Regions from separate parts of the Homo sapiens genome. Here region 2 is linked to region 1. Evidence: chromatin contacts called from ENCODE Hi-C or POLR2A ChIA-PET data. All regions are on one chromosome and are shown on one strand. The core of a region is the stretch at or near the end of the contact, and the rest is flanking DNA. Distances in the headings are between cores, read along the strand shown. Region 1 has its middle 76 kb from the start of SLC4A7. Region 2 has its middle 46 kb from the start of LINC02084.

Region 1 (4,828 bases), core at 1,326-3,825:
TTCATTAGTAATGCTACTATTATCATCCTCATACTTATTGTCATCACCATTCTTATTATTATTTTATTCATCCTACCTCAAAAAGTCCTCATGGCTCACTAATGCCCACAGAATGTTGTCTGAACTCTACAGCAGGCATTTAAGCCAATCATCTTTTAATGCATCTGTGTGTGTGTGTGTGTGTGTGTGTGTGTGTGTGTGTGACAGAGTCTTGCTCTGTTGCCCAGGCTGGAGTGCAATGGTGCGATCTTGGCTCACTACAACCTCCGCCTCCTGGGTTCAAGCTGTTCTCCTGCCTCAGCCTCCTGAGTAGCTGGGATTACAGGCGCTCACCACTAAACCGGCTAATTTTTTTAGTAGAGACGAGGTTTCACCATGTTGGTCAGACTTGTCTTGAACTCCCAACCTCAGGTGATCCTCCCGCCTTGGCCTCTCAAAGTGCTGGGATTACAGGCATGAGCCACCGTGCCCAACCTTATTGCATCTCAATTCATTCCCTGTATCCCATTACCACCCGCCTGCCCCATACTACAGCCTCAGCAAGCCATTTACTGTTATCCCTCATGCTTTACCTAAGACCACTCCTATTTCTTGGCCTGGCTGTGGCTCATGCCTGTTATCCCAGCATTTTGGAAGGCCAAGGCAGGAAGCTCTCTTGAGGCCAGGAGTTCGAGACCAGTCTAGGCAACATAGCAAATTTTGTCTCTACAAAAAAATTTTAAAAATTAAAAAATCATCTGGGCATGGTGGCACCCGCTTGTAGTCCCAGCTACTCAAGAGGCTGAAGTGGGAGGATTGCTTAAGCTCAGGAGTGTGAGGCTGTGATGAGCCATGATCATGCCACTGTACTCCAGCCTGGATGACAAAGCGAGATGCTGTCTCAAAAATAAATAAAGCCATTCCTTCTTTTTGTATTGCCTTTCTCTCAAATTTCTGGCTGTCAAAATATTACCTGTCTTTAGGACTCAGCTCAAATTAGGGGCAGTACAGCATAGTCTTTTCTTTTTTTTTTTTTTTGAGACGGAGTGTCTCACTCTGTCATCAGGCTGGAGTGCAATTCTCACTGCAACCTCCGCCTCCTGGGTTCAACTGATTCTCGTACCTCAGCCTCCTGAATATGTGGGACTACAGGCACGCACCACAACATCCGGCTAATTTTCATATTTTTAGTAGAGACGGGGTTTCACCATGTTGGCCATGATGGTCTCGATCTCCTGACCTGGTGATCCATCTACCTCGGCCTCCCAAAGCGCTGGGATTACAGGCGTGAGCCTCCGTGCTCGGCCTTTTTTTTTTTTTTTTTTTTTTTTGAGACAGAGTCTTGCTCTGTCACCCAGGCTGGAGTGCAGTGGCCCAATCTCAGCTCACTGCAAGCTCCGCCTCCCAGGTTCACGCCATTCTCCTGCCTCAGCCTCCTGAATAGCTGGGACTACAGGCGCCTGCCACCACGCCCGGCTAATTTTTTGTGTTTTTGGTAGAGATGGTGTTTCACCATGTTAGCGAGGATGGTCTCGATCTCCTGACCTCGTGATCCGCCCGCCTCCCCTCGGCCTCCCAAAGTGCTGGGATTACAGGCAGGAGCCACCGTGCCCGGCCCTTTTTTTTTTTTTTTTTTTTTTTCTCTAATTAGCCCTAGTACTCTAGAAAACAGAGCCCAAGGCAGGGATTAAAGTGCTAATGCTTCCTTTGAGAAGTGCAAACCCACAGCAGCTGGGATGGGGAAAAGGGGAAGTGGGGCAAGAAAAGATGTGGAGCAATATAAAGTAATGTTTTACTCTGTTGTACAATATAAAGTAATATATTGCACAATATAAAGTAATATATAAAGTGCAATATAAAGTGCAATAATATAATGTATATATTATATATTAATATATATTAATGTTATATAATTATAATATTATAATACTATATTAAGGTAATATATAAAGTGCAATAATAATATAAAATTGCAATATAAAGTAATGTTTTACTCTGTTGTGCGGGTGCGTGCTCAGCACACAGAACTTCTCTCACATTGAGGTTGTCCGTGGAAGAGAGGAAGGTAGACGAAACCCTGTCTCCCGCTTCCAGTTGGCCAAAGTGTGTTTTTTGTTGTTGCGGTTTTGTTTTGTTTTATTTGAGACAGAGTCTCACCTTGTCACCCAGGCTGGAGTGTAATGGCGCGATCTCGGATCACTGCAACCTCTGCCTCCCAGAGTTCAAACAATTCTCCTGCCTCAGCCTCCGGAGTAGCTGGGATTACAGGCGCCCACCACTACGCCCAGCTAATTTTTGTATTTTTAGTAGAGCCACGTTGGCCAGTCTGGTCTGGAACTTCTGACCTCAGGTGATCCGCCCACCTTGGCCTCCCAAAGTGCTGGAATAACAGGCATGAGCCACTGCACACGGCCCTAATTGGCGAAAGTTTGCTCTGCAGGCAGAAACTACCTTGCATTCCTGCTTGCATCATTCTTTCCTTTTGCCTATCTGATCCTATGCCCTGCAGCACAGCATTTCATCCAAATCCGGAAGCAGTGGGAGAAGCCAGACATTCTGGAAGAGCGTCTGCTTGATCCAGCTGCAGAGCACTAGCCAAGGGGGAGGGCCTAGTTTGTCCTCAGCTGCGGTATGATTGAGGAGGTGGACCATGCCAGAGGATATGAGAAGTCACAAAGCATCTGTGTCCGTGCAGCATCTAAGAGAGTGGGTTCTAAAGAACATAGGAAAAGACCATTTCCTACCACTCACCAGCTGCGTGACCTGGGTAAAACACTTTATGCCAATGTTTTTTCTTTTTTCTTTTACCTTCTTATTTTTAAATAATTCTAAACTTACAGGAAGTAGCAAAAATAGTACAAAATTTCCACTATACCCATCACTCACTGCTATGGACTGAATGGTGTCTCCCCACAATTCATATGTTAAAGCCCCAACCCTCAGTGTGATGGTATTTAGCCTGGTGCCTTTAGGAGGTGATTTGGTTTAGATGAGGTCATGAGAGTTGGGTCTCATAATGGAATTAGTGCCCTTAGAAGAAGAGGCACCAGAGAACTTGCTACCCCCCTGCCATGTGAGAACACAGTAAGAAGACAGCCATCTGTAAGCCAGGAAGAGAGTTCTTATTAGAACCTGATCATGCTGTACCTTGATCTTGGACCTCCATCCTCCAGAACTATAAAAAAAATAGACTTCTGTTGTGTAAGCCACCTAGTCCGTGGTATTCTGTTATAGCAGCCCAACCTGCCATATGTCACCAATTGTTAACATTTTGCTGCATTTGTTTTATCATTCTTTCCTTCTCTCTCTCTCTCTCCATACACATGAATGCACACACATCTAATTATTACAGTTTTCTGAAGTATTTGAGAGGAAATTTATGACATCATGCCCCTTTATTCCTAAATACTTCAGAGTAAATTTCCTATTAACAAGGACATTCGGCTGGGTAAGGTGGCTCACGCCTGTAATGCCAGCACTTTGGGAGGCCGAGGCAGGCAGATCACCTGAGGTCAGGAGTTCAAGACCAGCCTGACCAACATGGAGAAACCCCGTCTCTACTAAAAATACAAAATTAGCCGGACATGGTGGCACATGCCTGTAATCCCAGCTACTCGGGAGGCTGAGGCAGGAGAATGGCTTGAACCCGGGAGGCAGAGGTTGCTGGGCAACAGGAGTGAAACTCCACCTCCAAAAAAAAAAAAAAAAACCAAGGACATTCCTGGCCAAGTGCAATGGCTCATGCCTGTAATCCCAGCACTTTGGGAGGCTGAGGCAGGTGGATCACAAGGTCAGGAGTTCAAGACCAGCCTGGCCAAGATGGTGAAACCCAGTCTCTACTAAAATTACAAAAATTAGCTGGGCGTGGTGGCGAGCGCCTGTAATCCCAGCTACTTGGGAGGATGAGGCAGAGAATTGCTTGAACCTGGGAGGCAGAGGTTGCAGTAAGCCAAGATCACACCACTGCACTCCAGCCTGGGCAACAAAGCGAGACTCCTTCTCAAAAAAAAAAAAAACAAGGACATTCCTTATATAACCAGAAAATAATGATCAAAATCAAGAGATTTAGCATTCATACAATAATACGATTATCTATCTAATCTACAGTCCATATTGACATCTCACCAATTGACCCAGAAACGTCCTTTATAGCAAATTCTCCCCATGTTTGTTCTTATTTGGTTAATGGGAACAATGACAGTGCCCTCTCATAAGATTGTTATGAGAATGACATGGTGTGACATATATAAAACACTCCAATACAGTGCCTGGCTTATAGGAAAAGTTCGACAACTGCTAGCTACTTCTATCATGTTTATAATTTCTTCAGTGAAAACTTTTCCAGTCCCCTTTCCGTCAATTCAGAATCAGCCTCTTCCAACTATATTTTCTTATCAGTGTATTTCTACATTCTTGATTGTACTTTCACGTATAGCCTTTTTTTTTTACAAGCTTTTAAAGACCCATTCCTAATTCCTCTTTGCTTCTTCCAATGGCACCAAGCATAGCACCTTGTACATAATAAGCCTCCATCAATTTTGGCAGAATTTAATTTCTTTGGATGAAGTGGAGGGTTGATTAAGGTGACTAGAGGAAATGTATCTCACAGTATTGCAATAGTAGATACAATTCTGCTTTTAAAGAGTTTATGTTTCATGTCAGGGAGAAATACACAAGTGAAAAGTTACAGAAAATAAGAAGATAACATTATATATCTTAAAACAGCCTCTGAGAAAGGTTTGAAAAGTAGGAGGAATAAAGAAAGAGGAGTTCTGGGAGCTCAGAGAAGCAAAAGGATCACATGGGAAGGAAAATAAAAAACTTCCAGAGACTGCTCAGCATGGCCTCC
Region 2 (4,828 bases), core at 690-3,189, 110 kb before region 1:
AGTATTTAAACTAACTGAAAGCTTAACTTAGAAATATACTTTTATAACAAATAGCTGAGTCTCAGCCAGTGACAGCAGCCAGGGATCAGTCAATCACAGACATGTTCAAATAACTCAAACACTAAGCTGTCTCTATACCTCCTTTTTGTTTTCTGGGGTTTTTTGTTTGTTTGTTTTTTGAGACAGGGTCTCACTCTGTCACCCTGGCTGGAGTGTAGTGGCACGATATTGGCTAACTGCAAATTTCGCCTCCTAGGCTTAAGCAATCCTCCCACCCAGCCTCCTGAGTAGCTGGGACTACAGGCATGCACCACCACAGCCAGCTAATTTTTGTATTTTTGTAGAGAAAAAGTTTAATCATTTCGTCCTGCTCTCAAACTCCTGGGTTCAAACAATCCACTTGCCTCATCCTCCCAAAGTGCTGGGATTACAGGCATGAGCCACAGTGCCCGGCCTTTATTGGCTGCCTTTCCTTCCCTGTCTTACTTCTCTAATCTGCTGGTATTCCCCACACTTCCTAAATAAACTCTCATATGGGAACTTTTATTTCAGAATTTGCTTTCAGGTAAAGCCAAATAAGACAACTTTGAAACATTTATTTAACCAATATTTATTGAATGCCTGTGGTATACCAGGCTCTGTGATGAACCAAATGACACGGGCCTTGCCTTGTTTTAAACTACATGCGATCTTCCCCTTCCTTTCTCTTCCTGTTCCTGCTGTTGAAATCGTCAGTCTGTTTCTCCTCCATTCTATCCTACACGTGAATTCCAGAATCACCATAATAATACCATTTTCATTGTAACACCATCATGGCTTCTCATGACCAAAACACAAATTTCAGATTTTTTAAAATGGCATTTGAGGGCATGATAATTTACCCCTCATCTTTGTTTCCCAGCAGTCTCAACTGTTGTTTCTCCTCTTTCCCCATGTATATCCTGTGACCTTGCCTTCCCAGAACAATGGGATAAGCATAAGGCTGAGATTAAGCACATGAACTTTGGAGCCAGAAGCCTGGTTCTCCCACCCAATATCAAATACCAGTGTAACTTTAGGCAAGTTATTTTACTTATCTGTGCCTCTGTAAAATGGCACAGCAATACCTCCTCTACAGAGTCACTGTGAGGGTTAGCTGAGATAATACATATAAAGCACACAGAACAGTAGCTGAGCACTCTGCAAGTGCTGTTATTATTGGTGGTTGTTTGATACATCCCATGTGGAACATACCACAAGTGTTTGTGTTGTGCCCTGTCTGGACAATTTTTTTTTCCATTTAACAAACTCCTTCAAGACCCTACTCAAGTATTAACCTTTCTATGCAGTTTTCTCTTATCAGCTCCTTACACTCAACTCTAAGAATTAATTGCACTTGGTTTTTCAAGTCTGTAATATTTTTTATGTATGTCTATTTCTGCACTTATAACATTATATCATGATTAATTGAGTGTGTGTGTGTGCACGCATGTGTGTGTGTGTATCTCCTATCTCCCATGTGAACTGTGAGCTCCCTGTGGGGGGGGGGGGGATGGTATCTTTTTCATCATTAAACCTCCAATGCCCAGTATAATGCCTGGAGTATGATTGGTGCTCCATAAAATTAGTTTAATGTAAGAATGAGCAAGTGGGTAAATGAATGAATGACTGAAATTGCTGCAGAAAATAGGGTGGGACCTACATCGAGAGCCCACCCATCTTCCACCCCTTTCTTGAGACTTCCAGTATAACGGGAGGCATCTTACCTGATCCTCCAACAATCTATTTGTTTCATATACCCTCATTGGTATTCCCCCAACCCCCCCATACTACCTTCTTTCTAATACTTCCCTTCCAGGCCAGAAGAGCATAAGGATGAGACTGCTGAAAGATGCTCAGCATTTGAACAGAGGCAGGTTGCCATGGCAACCATCCACAAAAAGAGTGGCAGCATGTGCTACTATTTCTCAGACCTGGCTCCCAGCCCGGCCCTGGCTGGTGGGAGGCAGCAGAGAGACGCTGTGTAGCATTTCCACATTACAGTTTGTGCTGCACCCCATTGCTTCCTCATTTCATGCTGCGGTTGTGAGTTTTACAGTTTGCTTTTCTGTAGGAATTTTGTTTTCTTTAGGTTTGTGGTGGTAGAGGCAGGGAGGAATGAGCAGACTGAACCCAAGCCATCTTTTAAAATGTTTCTAAATTAGCAGGAGTCTACCCTTGGTCTCCTGTTTTTATCCCATAGAAATGTTTTGGGGATTAGTGACAGGAAGCCCTGCTTAGTGCTTAAGAGCTGCTTTGTGAGGAAAAGATTATTGTTGAGCCAGAAACAAGCCACAGGTGTGTTGCATTCAGACCTTGAGTAGAGGATAGGGCTGGGAGGACTTATTCCTGTAGCTTTGTGCTTTCAGGACTGTTGTTGTTTACTGGGTCTTTCGCCAAAGTCACATGGGAGACAAGTTTGCATTTCCTGTAAAAACAGCTGTGGGAGACTTCATTACAATAAGTAAGAGTCTAGTGATAGATTCTGAGAACTCAGTACCAGGAAAAGCTTCTGTTTCTTCATGAACTGTGGCTTATTTTTTCTACTAATGGACAGTGGACATCATATAATTGCTGGAAGTTCTGAGCTACATATTATGTTCCAAATACTAGTTTCCTTTTTTCTTTTTTTTCCTGGTTTTTTATATTTATTTTATTTTATTTTTTGAGACAGAGTCTCTCTCTGTTGCCCAGGCTGGAGTGCAGTGGCATGATCTCGGCTCACTGCAACCTCCGCCTCCCGGCTTCAAGCGATTCTCCTGCCTCAGCCCCCTAAGTAGCTAGAATTATAGGTGCACGCCACCACGCCTGGCTAATTTTTTTGTATATTTTAGTAGAGACTGGGTGTCACCATGTTGGCCAGGCTGGTCTCGAACTCCTGACTTCAGGTGATCTGCCCACCTTGGCCTCCCAAAGTGCTGGGATGACAGGCGTGAGCCACCGTGCCCGGCCCCAAATACTATTTTCCTTATTCAGCAGGTCTTATTACAATATATTTTATTACAAGCATGTAATAAAATATGTAATAAAAATACAATAAAATGTAATATTTTATTAGGAATATTACAATATACCTTTTTTTAGCCATTTTGGACCTGTGAATTTTTTTTTTTTTTTTTGAGACAGGGTCTTAATCTGTCACCCAGGCTGGAATGCAGTGGCATGATCTCAGCTCACTGCAGCCTTGACCTCCTGGGTTCAAGCAATCCTCTCACTTCAGCCTCCTGAGTAGCTGGGACTGCAGCCACACCACCACACACAGCTAACTTTAAAATTGTATTGGAGACAAAGTGTTGCTTTGTTCCCCAGGCTAGTCTCGAACTCCTGGACTCAAGTGATCCTCCCGTCTCAGCCTTCCAAAGTGCTGGGATTACAGGCATGAGCTACTGTGCCTGGCGGGGCTGTGATTTTATTAGAAATTATCATCTATCCTTTTGGTAAATGAGATTGGAACCAGAATGTACCTGGTATGTTGAAGAATCTTATAATAACATATTTGCCCCATAATTTCCACTGACTCCGCCAGGTTGAGTCCTCATCTAACAATATAGCCTTTCCTTTCATTTGAAAAATGACTCATTTGGTTTTAAAACTCAGTCCTGTTCATTTGTTTATTTTTATTTTACTTTATTTTTTTGAGATGGAGTTTCGCTCCATCACCCAGGCTGGAGTGCAATGGCGCAGTCTCCACTCACTGCAACCTCCGCCTCGTGGGTTCAAGCGATTCTCCAGCCTCAGCCTCCCAAGTAGCTGGGATTACAGTCACCCGCCACCACGCCCAGCTAATTTTTGTAGTTTTAGTACAGATGGGGTGTCACCATATTGGCCAGTCTGGTCTTGAACTCCTGACCTCAGGTGATCTGCCTGCCTTGGCCTCCAAAGTGCTGGGATTACAGGTGAGAGCCACCACGCCAGGCCAGTCTTGTTCATTTAACACTTCAGTCTCGTTTCTTGTTCAAATGATTCCTTCTCCTCAACCATCTTGACTCCTTACCATCTTCCATATACTAGACTTGAGAATCTACTGGCCGGGAGCCAACGGTGAATGGGACATGGCAGAATGGCAATTGCCCAAGGCAGAGTTGTAATCCCCTGACCTAGCTCTTATCTGTAAGTTCCCATAGGCCAAGATGACAAGAGGCCACCCCAAGCAGTTCTCCATGAGTGACCCCTTTGAAAATTCAGCCACTTTGTCTGGCCGCATTCCAGCTTATGGCAGCATCCTCTGCCCATGCCGTTGTGGTCTTAGACATGGCCGTAACACAGAATCATCTTCTGGCCCTGGCCATCTCTTCTTCACTTGGACGTGTGTTCCTCATCCCTTTTCTCGTCTATAAATTTATCCTGACCACAAGGCACCCCTGGAGTCTCTCTGAATCTGCTGTGATTCTGGGGGCCGCCCAATTCACAAATCGTTCATTGCTCAATTAAACTCCAGTAAATTTAATTCGGCTGAAGTTTTTCTTTTAACACAGCACACCAGCAGGCCTGAGTGCCTGGTGGCTATGAAGAGAACACGATGTCAGTGGGCCCCAAACATCAGGGTGATTCTCTGATGCCCTCCCACACTTGGGTTTTGAGTTGTGAAAAGAGGAGGCAAAATAACTTCACAAATGCATCATGTCCCCTCCTCCAAAGGTGCCTCTCCTCAGGCCCCTCTCGTGTGGACTAGGGTGTGTGGGAGGGTGGAGAACATTTTGCTGGCCCTTTGACGAGCCCGGCCCTTCTCATGAAGCCCTGTGGTGAGGCAGCTGGGCCCAGCCTCTGCAGATCCTAGGAGGCAGATTCTGGGCTGCCATTGGTTTTGTTC

What was found. Hi-C counts contacts between places; a loop is a spot of excess contacts on that map. ChIA-PET counts read pairs that join two places held with the same protein, here RNA polymerase II (POLR2A). Pooled maps may share reads with other maps.
Region 2: a map of chondrocyte shows a loop between it and region 1 (2.1-fold over the local background). The contact joins two enhancer-like sites. A Hi-C loop is called at or near these places in 5 of 168 maps with a recorded cell type or tissue (Right ventricle myocardium inferior, chondrocyte, endothelial cell of hepatic sinusoid and 2 more), 1 of 37 single-sample maps with no recorded cell type and 1 of 50 pooled maps. POLR2A ChIA-PET finds 5 or more read pairs at or near these places in 4 of 52 experiments (A673, MCF 10A, activated naive CD8-positive, alpha-beta T cell and 1 more).

Annotation. Positions count from the first base shown.
Region 1 is chr3:27,557,743-27,562,570 of GRCh38, reverse strand. No RefSeq gene overlaps it. Among named protein-coding and RNA genes, the nearest start is that of SLC4A7, 76 kb to the right of the region's middle. Within about 2 kb of position 2,575, at least 5 of the 41 ENCODE cell types and tissues checked have a DNase peak (open chromatin) inside an H3K27ac peak, as active enhancers do.
Region 2 is chr3:27,664,050-27,668,877 of GRCh38, reverse strand. No RefSeq gene overlaps it. Among named protein-coding and RNA genes, the nearest start is that of LINC02084, 46 kb to the left of the region's middle. RefSeq lists a silencer at 1,974-2,023. Within about 2 kb of position 1,939, at least 3 of the 41 ENCODE cell types and tissues checked have a DNase peak (open chromatin) inside an H3K27ac peak, as active enhancers do.